3 separate regions of the Homo sapiens genome follow, and regions 2 and 3 are each linked to region 1. The links are chromatin contacts, found by Hi-C in ENCODE. All regions are on one chromosome and are shown on one strand. Each heading gives the region's core, a stretch centred on a gene start or an enhancer-like site at or near the end of the contact. The rest is flanking DNA. Distances are from core to core; before and after follow the strand shown. Region 1 holds the start of NAA35 (N-alpha-acetyltransferase 35, NatC auxiliary subunit). Region 2 holds the start of AUH (AU RNA binding methylglutaconyl-CoA hydratase). Region 3 holds the start of PSAT1 (phosphoserine aminotransferase 1).

Region 1 (3,168 bases), core at 55-2,554:
ACATTTGCTTTAAAGTTAAAATTAGAGGATACAGAATAAGTGTGGCTAACAAACTCAACAAACCACATTTACCTGTTGATTTCATCTAATGAGGTAAGTTTAGAAAGCACAATCGTCATTCTACCCCTTCCAGATGCTGAACTTCTAATCCAAAAATCAGACTCACCTCGACAAGCTTCTTCAAAATCTTGGGTAATGTCCACCCAGTTTGTATTGCTTTTCTCCATTTTTTCTGGCATACTGAGCTCCCATCCTGAATCGTCATCATCTACAGAAGCTTTCATAACCATTATGCCTGTAAAATTAATACTGATGTAAGAGAGAGGATGTAGCTTTCAGGGCAAGAGTATTTGCAGAAATGGGTGTTTGTTTCAGCATAGGATGAAGTCTTAACTAAACTCTTTAAAGCAGAACTCTTCTGAGTCTAAGGACAGTACTGCAAAGAATAACCTTAATGCAATCAAATCGCACGTCAATTAACACTCCTGCTGCTTACTATTAGCCCACCACCTACCAGGGCCCATAAACATTTTGCCTTCCTACTGTTTAAGAAGAAAAATCACAAACCATCTCACCTCTGGCCCGAAAAGAACAACTCCAGAGCTTCCAACTTTCAATAATAGCCACAAAAGACCAAGGCACTATTCAGGGTCCCCTCTCGCAGCCCAGGACCCCATGCGGCAGCTACCGAAGTCAATCAAGGTAGCCCTTCATCTGGCCAGAGCTCGCTGGGACCTCTCCCGGGCCAGAGCCGGCCCGGACCCAGGCAGAACCTCGCCGGGAGCAATGAGGAGCCGGCAGGCACCGCAGGGTCCCGCCGGCCGGGCCTAGGGCCGAGGCACACCTGAGGCGGGCACACGCTTCCCTTCCGCCCTGCCCGGGTCAGCCCAGCCCAGCCCCGGTCCCACTGGGCGCATAAGCAAGGACAGAGCTGTCGCCGCGCGGGAGGGCGGGCACGTCCGGCGCCGGGTCGTCGCCTCGGCAACACCGGGCAAGAGTGGGGCCTCGGCCGACAGCGGGCACTGGGGAGCCCGCCGCTCCTACCTGACGCGCAGCGGGAGGGCCGGGGCCGCAGGGTGACCTGGGGTCCCCAGGATCTGCCACACGCGCGGGGGGCTGCGGCTCTCGGACACACGAGCGAGAGGGTTTCAATGGCTACGCAGGGGCGGTCCCTACCTACTTCTCCCGTGGTCACCCGCGCCGCCACGCACTGTCCGGACCACGGAAATAACGACGCCGCCTCGGCCGCCGCCGCCCCCTCCCCTCTCAGCCCAGCCCGACCGGCAGCGTGCACGCATGCGTATGCCCGGGACGCGCGACCCCGCCCCCTCTCCCTTACTCCCGGGGACTTCGCGCTCCCCGGCCACACCCCCTCCCTCGCCACCGCCTCCGTTCGGCCGATGGCGGCCGCCTTCTCTTCTCGCGAGATTAGAGACGATCGCGAGACCGGAAGTTATCTTTTTTCACCCTCTGTCGGAGTCCTGGGTAGTGGGCGGTTCCCGGAAAGAGGCGGAGCCCGGAGTCTCAGAGCCCGCCCCGTCTGCGCTGCCCTCTGGGAATTTCTTAGAAAGGTGACGCGAAGGCGGAAGGAAACCGTGGAGGTTTGCGTAGACCTTAGTGGTTGCGAGCACGAACGAGCAGCCAAGCTCCGAGAGCAACAGCGTGCTACTGCTGCCTGACAACGGATTTATGTTTCCTATACAGCGCCTGGGAGTTTCGTGAGGAAACATAGATTCAAAATATCTGCAAAGTCAAGCCAGACATTTAATTTCAGATTCTTATATGTTTTAGATTTTTTTAATTTATTAATAAAATGATCAGTTTTTAAATGGGGTTACATAAATAGACGGGCGCAGGTAAGAAGCACATCTTTATCACCACCTGTTCTTTAGGATGGCCCAAAATTAAAAGATGGAAAAGATAATACCAAATGTTGGCAAGGATGCAGAGCAACTGGACCTCTGTTATGTTGGTGGTGGTAATGCAAAATGGTACAACCACTTTGGAAAACTTAACAATCTCTCCTTATAATCATATACTTATCATTCGATCCAGTAATCTACGAATTTACTTAGGAACAAAAACATATTCATACAAAGGCTTGTACGTTAATGTTCATACCAGCTTTGTTTTGCTTTGTTTTTGTTTTTGTTTGAGACAGAGTGTCACTCTTGTCGCCCCTGCTAGAGTGCAGTGACCTGATCTCGGCTCATTGCAACCTCTGCCTTTCAGGTTCAAGCAATTCTCGTGCCTCAGTCTCCCGAGTAGCTGGGATTACAGGCGCCTGCCCCCACACCAGGCTGTTTTTTGTATTTTTAGTAGAGATGGGGTTTCACCATGTTGGTCAGGCTGATCTCAAACTCCTGACCTCGTGATCTGCCCACCTCAGCCTCCCAGAGTGCTGGGATTACAGGTATGAGCCACCGTGCCTGGCCCAGCTTTGTTTTTAATCATCAAAAACTACAGACAACCCAAATGTCCATCAACTGTTGAATAAAAACAATTTGTGGCATATCCATACAATGTAATGAATGTAATTATCAATAAACAGGGATAAACTACTTGACATACAACATGAATGAATTTCAAAAATATATTGAGTAAAAGAAATCAGGCTGAGCTTGGTAGCTGGTAGCTCATGCGTGTAATCCCAACACTTTGGGAGGCTGGCAGTGGAGAGGTCGGGTTGGAGACTAGCCTGACCAATATGGTGAAATCCTGTCTCTACTAAAAATACAAAAAAATTAGCCAGGCATGGTGGCGTGCGCCTGTAATCCCAGCCACTTGGGAGGCTGAGACAGGGGAATCCCTTGAACTCAGGAGGCAGAGGTTGCTGTGACCCGAGATGGTGCCATTGCACTCCAACCTGGGCGACAGAGTAAGAAATCAAATGCAAGAGTATGATTCCCCAAGTGAGACCCCAGGCTCTTAAAAGACATCTATAGTGACAGAAGACAGATTAGTGGCTGCTCAGGGCTCAAGAAGAGACTAAGTTGGATAGAGCTTGATTTGAAGTGATGTAAATATTCTGTTTTCGATTAAGGTAGTGCCTGTGTGGGTGAATACATTTGTAAAATTTCACTGAAGTATATACTTACAATGTGTACATTTTATTGTTTGTAAACCGAACTTCACAAAAATTGGTTTAAAAAATTTTTAAATGGCCGG
Region 2 (2,888 bases), core at 374-2,873, 5.4 Mb before region 1:
GAAAAGAGGAAAGATACAAAGGAAGCAAAGTTTTCCTTGTAGTAAACTTCAGGAAAATTTTCCTGCATGGAACTTTACAAAAGATAGAATAAAAAGTGGGCTGTGCATGGTGGCTCACACCTGTAATCCCAGCATTCTGGGAGGTCAAGTTGGGTGGATCACTTGATGTCAGGTGTTCAAGACCAGCCTGGCCAACATAGAAACACCCATCTCTACTAAAAATACAAAAATTACCCAGGTGTGGTGGTGTGTGCCTGTGATCCCAGCTACTCAGGAGGCTGAGGTGGGAGGATCATTTGAGCCTGAGATGCAGAGGTTGCAGCGAGAGGCGATCACACCACTGCACTCCAGCCTGGCCGACAGAGCCAGAACCTGTCAAAAAATAAAAAATAAAAATAAAAATAAAAGTGCCTTCAACATCATTTTACAGCAGATGCAGTAATGGAATTCAGTCTACTTTTTGTTTCTACATTGGATAAAAGTTGAGGACATAATGAAGGATGTTTTGCTTAGGACTAAAAAATACAAGAAATTTCTGTGGCACTAGACGTATGCTCATAGCAGCACACTTTTCAAACAGTATTCTTTTTTTTTTTTTTTTTTTTTTTTGAGACAGAGTTTCACTCTTGTTGCCTGGACTGGAGTGCAATGGTGCAGTCTCAGCTCAGGGCAACCTCCGCCTCCCGGGTTCAAGCAATTCTCCTGTCTCAGCCTCCCGAGTAGCTGGGATTACAGGCGTGTGCCGCCACACCTGGCTAATTTTGTATTTTTAGTAGAGACAGGGTTTCACCACGTTGGCCCGGCTGGTCTCAAACTCCTGACCTCAGGTGATCCACCTGCCTCGGCCTCCCAAAGTGCTTGGATTACAGGCGTGAGCCACCGCCCCCTGCCCAGTATTCTTAAATGCAAGCTTTCCCATTAGAGATCTGATAAAAGCTAGGTAGCATTAATTATACTGCAACGTGCTTTGATGAGTACCTACACACTAAATTGATATCCCGAGTTTCTGGAAGAGCTACATACTCTAAATCCCATCTCAGCGTATGGCTTGTTTGAACCCCTGTAAGACTCTTTCCGTCCAGGAAGGGCCATGGGACATCGGTACGAGTGGGTGGGCTGGAGAAAGAACTCCTTTGCCTGTTTGCTGTTCTCATCCTTTTCCTGAACGCCACGTAGTAAACATCATTTATGCTTATCAGGGACGCTAAACCAACAACCTGAGATCCATAAGTAAGGCAGTGACCAACGATGGGCTGCCACACTTTCAGCCAACTTGAGGAGACAAAACTTTTTTGTTCACTTTTGCAGCTTACTTAACACAGGACCGCAGGGCATGGTCCAGGGAGTACGGGGAGATAATTCCCTCCGGGTGGTTCTTATAGAAAAGTCTTCCCTGAATTATTCCATAACCTTGGAAAACTACTTTCTTTCCTTTTGTATTGGACAAACCATCCAATCTCGCTTGGAGAATGGGGCAAGGCCTCGGGTCACCGGGCTTCGGCGGGGCAGTGAGGGGCGGGAACACGGCTCCGGAGGGCGGGGCCAAGCCGGAGCGAGGCGGCGGGTCCGGACGCCGTGCGCGTGCGCGCGGCAGGTCGGCGCCGGGCGGGGGCGGAGCGGCCGTCGCAGGTCCACGCCGTAAACAGACAACATGGCGGCCGCGGTGGCGGCGGCACCTGGGGCCTTGGGATCCCTGCATGCTGGCGGCGCCCGCCTGGTGGCCGCTTGCAGTGCGTGGCTCTGCCCGGGGTTGAGGCTGCCCGGCTCGTTGGCAGGCCGGCGAGCGGGCCCGGCGATCTGGGCCCAGGGCTGGGTACCTGCGGCCGGGGGTCCCGCCCCGAAAAGGGGCTACAGCTCTGAGATGAAGACGGAGGACGAGCTGCGGGTGCGGCACCTGGAGGAGGAGAACCGAGGTGAGGTGCGAACGCTGGGCAGGCGCGGGGCAGCGGGCGGCCGCTCGCTCTCAGGACGGGCATAAGGTGCAGCGTCCGCCGGCAGGACGCGGGGTCGAGGTCAGGCAGGCGCACCGAACCTGGGTCCCTCCCCTTTCTCACCTCCCTACTCACCCAGCGTGGCCGCTTCCTTGTGCACCTATTTCTTGCTTTTAATAACCTAAACGTGTACCCCCGAGCAGCTTACCTGTAAAGTGACCGCATTCAGCGCGGCAAACAGAAGTGCAGCTTACGCCCTCCGCTCCAGACAAGCCAAGGTCAATATATACCCTGGGGATTTAATCCTTGCTACCAGGCTTTATTGTTGCTGTGTAATGGCTTTCTGTAAACTCAGCTATTAGTGGTGGAGTTGTAAAAGCTGCGGTGAAACTGCCTTTTATTATTACGGAGAATCTTAAATTTGAAGCTGCTCAGCTGGAACAATTTTTCCTCTTGTTCATTTTCTCTTAGAAAGTTAGTCTTGAGGGACTGTTCCACTTCATTTAAACAATTTTGAGCACTTTTTATTTTCCTCAGCTCTGGCGATAAGAATGTGGATGGTATGGATCTTGCCCTTGAGCTACCTTCTACGGGAGGAGACATCATTAGCAATACAATACAGAGCTTTGAAGGCTTTGAAGGAGGCTGACAATCCTAGGGAATACTGTTACAGCTCAGTTCCTTTCACTGGCAGTGCAGGGAAAAGCTAAAAGGGTCGTGAAGGGTGGAATAGCAGTTTCCACCCTTAACCTCCGGGTTAAGCCAGAGGACCAGTGTTTTAATTTTGACATGCATTTGTTGAGCACCTATAATCTGTTAAGCAGAAGTGAAAAGCGTGTAAGTCGTGATTGGTTTTAGTGTAGTGAAGCAGATCCTGGTTATTAGTAGGCTGTGTGAACTTTCAAGGCATGGTAAGAGGAAAGGGCTGTAATACCTGCAGGGTTTCGCCATTTGAAA
Region 3 (3,066 bases), core at 427-2,926, 7.6 Mb after region 1:
CTCTAATATTTACAATTCAACTAAATCAAGGAAATACATAAAAAGCAACATCTGCCTGCCCCCTCACCCTCCTGCCCCCCAGGTTACATGCAGTCCAAGGGCAAAAATCCTCCCAGAAAAATTAATAACAAATAATTGTATTACTGATGACAATTGCCATTACAATTATAGTAATAAATTAATAACGAAATACATAGGGAACAAACGTTGGGAACACTCCAAAACATGGGGGGTGCAGGAGGAGGCTACAGGAAACATCTCCACAGCTGGAGCAGGGAATCTCGCCTAAAATGAACTGTAACCACTGAGAAAAAATAAGCCCTGTCCTCTCAGCTACTGTGAGCGCTGCCCCTAGAAAAGTAAGAAGTCCTTTCCCCTTTAAAATTGGATTCTCTGTTCTTACCACAACACAGAGGAGGCTCTGTCCCAGGGAGATTTCTACTCTGCTCAACAATTGATAATTGTAAAATACTTGGCTATGCCTCATGCTGCTCCAACATATTATCAGCTCTATCCTGGTTAGAAAAATAAAAATCTAACGGCGGCGGCAGCCGCCTGACAATGGGCTCAAGGCACATCGGAGACTTTGCCTTCTTCACTGCGGGTGGGGCTGGGGACGGTGGGTTTGGCGGGGGAGGGGAGGAGCCGGGCTGGGGCCTGGGAAGGCAGAGAGTGAGTTCCACCAGCAAGATCTGATTGTGGCCCGGGAGAGAATTCAATCACTCGGTTTACTCCAGAACGAAATGAACAGGGAATTGGGTTAAGCAGCCCAAAGTCTACCAGAGTTAGAATACTCGAACGCCTTTAGGGGACAAGCAGGTTAAAAAAAGGAGGGGGGTGGGGAGAAAGGCTTTAGGAAAGGGTAGGTTCTATGGGGGACAAGGAGGGGAAAGCTGGACTGAAGGTTTTCAAATTTACATTTCTGAAAAGCAGTGTTCCTAAGTGCTGGCTAAAGCAAACACTGGTGTAAGGCGTAGGGGGGCACGCACACGCGGACCTTTAAGTTTGCAATCCCTTTCAGCTAACGTGATCCACTGCATATGCAAAACCTGTCATCGGTTCATTCCCGTTCATCACTCATTCACACTATGTCCATTCATGCATCCGCTCCACACTGCCCGGGCTCGCCGCACAGCTGCGCGAGGCGAAGGCAGAGATCAGAGCTTTTTCTTTTTCGCCCCGCCCCAGCCCCCGGACCGGCCCAGGAGATGGCACAGCCCGGGCGTCTGCAGGTGCGTGGCACCGGCGGGACAGCAGGCCCCGGCCAGCTGAGTCGTGCACTGCCTCGCACCAGCAGTCAGGGCCAGGGGCAGCTGCACGGGCACGCCTCGCCGAGCTTCCTCACCAACTGCATTCTTCCCGAAGCCCGCTTGCCGGAGCTGCTGATCCCGCTGTGCACGCTGATGCAAAGCGCCTAGGGGACTCAAGGCAGGGAGCGGGAATCCGACTGCCACACGCAGGGATGCAAACCCACCCGCGTGCGTGCTCCCGCCTGAACCTCACTCCCGGCGCCCGCTCGCGGGGACTTACTGAGTGCGGCAGCTTGGCGGGACCAGGCCCAAAGTTGACCACCTGCCTGGGGGCGTCCATGGTGCGGCGGCCAGGGCGGTGAGTCAGCCAAGGAGGACCGAACGCGTGAACGGCTGGCGTTCCTGGCCGCTGCGGTGAGAGTCTGCAGCCGGCCCCGAACCCCCGCCTTGTTCCTGCGCCGAGTCGGCGCCCCATTGGCCCGTGCTGTCGCAGGCCCTGCGCTAATTGGTTCGCGCGAAGGAGCTCACATCCCCATTGGTCGCGCTTCTGAGCCGAGTCGAAGCAGTTGCTCCTCCTCGCGTTTACTGTTTCAACCCCCATTTTTGATCAATGCAAGGAGCGCGCGAGATTGCGCCAGCCAGCCGAGCCGGCTCGGCTGCGCGCCCGCCCGAGGATTGTGGGCGGCGGGAAGAGGCTGCCCCTGCCAACCTGCCTTCGCCCCTTGAGCCCGCAATCTGGCCGGTTCCAGTCCTCCAACCCCAGAGGACCTCAGCTCCTCTCTCTTGGCTGAAAGGGCAGTTGCCGAGCAGATTTGTAGCCCCCATCCACCCACCTCTCCACCACCAGCCCCCAGTTTGGGCTGTGATGTATTTGTTCCAGAACCACCAGTCACTAATCTACCAAACTTTTCTAAGCACCCCCCACGGGCGTCAGATACCCCAGTGGAGAGAGAGGACCCCCCCAAGGTTGGAAGCGCAGGATGAAGAAGGGCCGGGGGTGGGTGGATACGGTTCTTTGTATTTGCACGTGGGTCCTGAGTTCCTGCAGGATTAAAGAACGGAGGTGGCCAAGGACGCAGGGAGGAGCGATAGCCTGGGAAGCGTGGATGCCCGCCAGGCAAGTCCTTTAAAGTCGCTGATTCTCCATTTCCTCCTTTGGGAAACGAGTGAGCTGGAAACCTGCGACAGCTCTCAGGTTGCGCCCGCGCTGACAAGCTGTGAGTTTAGAAACGTGAGGAGATATTAACAAGAACGCGATACCCATAGGGCGCTGCAGCCCAAACCAGAAGAAGGTGGCCCCTAGCCAGGCCAGGCGCAGGGCCAGAGCTGCTCAAACTTTTCCACAGAAGTGTCCTTCTCAAAAGAACTCCAGTGGAGACCCGCATGGGGTTCTGAAACAGAATACCCTCCCCCTACCCTGCAAGAAAGAAGTTCCTTTGAAGTCTGGAATTTCATCATTTTTAAACTGTGAATTTTGCATTCTCTACCATAATTTAACCTAGTTTCTTTTAATGTAAAAATATTTTCCCTGTCTGAGTAAAATTGATGCGCCAGGAATATATACAGTCCAACTGCCCCGTTTAGAGAAGGCTTGTAACTGGACAGGACTTTGGCTTTTGTTTGCTTTTCCTAATGAGAATGTGGGCGGTATGGGGCTGAGAGCAGAGGCACTGCTCTGGATCTGGGAATTGGAGGACAAAGTTTCCAGAAAAAGGCAAAATGAACAAGGCCCCTGCGTTCCTCAGCAACTTCATTAAGAAAACCGCGACATTCAAGACAGAATAAATCTCAGCCCAGAAACTCAGGCATGCAAGAA

The links. A loop is a pair of places that touch in the nucleus more often than their neighbours do. Pooled maps may share reads with other maps.
Region 2: a loop to region 1 is called in a pooled map, with 6 times the contacts of the local background. The contact joins the promoter of AUH here to the promoter of NAA35 in region 1. A Hi-C loop is called at or near these places in 4 of 50 pooled maps.
Region 3: a pooled map shows a loop between it and region 1 (14-fold over the local background). The contact joins the promoter of PSAT1 here to the promoter of NAA35 in region 1. A Hi-C loop is called at or near these places in 7 of 50 pooled maps.

Annotation. Positions count from the first base shown.
Region 1 is chr9:85,939,282-85,942,449 of GRCh38, reverse strand. NAA35 (N-alpha-acetyltransferase 35, NatC auxiliary subunit) reads right to left here and starts at 1,304. Exons shown (of 23, transcript NM_024635.4): 1 at 1,177-1,304; 2 at 167-295. The coding sequence starts at 290. RefSeq lists a silencer at 721-1,400.
Region 2 is chr9:91,360,653-91,363,540 of GRCh38, reverse strand. AUH (AU RNA binding methylglutaconyl-CoA hydratase) reads left to right here and starts at 1,623. Exons shown (of 10, transcript NM_001698.3): 1 at 1,623-1,913. The coding sequence starts at 1,652. RefSeq lists a silencer at 1,453-1,892.
Region 3 is chr9:78,295,735-78,298,800 of GRCh38, reverse strand. PSAT1 (phosphoserine aminotransferase 1) reads right to left here and starts at 1,676. Exons shown (of 9, transcript NM_058179.4): 1 at 1,531-1,676. The coding sequence starts at 1,590. RefSeq lists a silencer at 1,071-1,310 and enhancers at 1,263-1,846, 1,847-2,430, 2,321-2,590.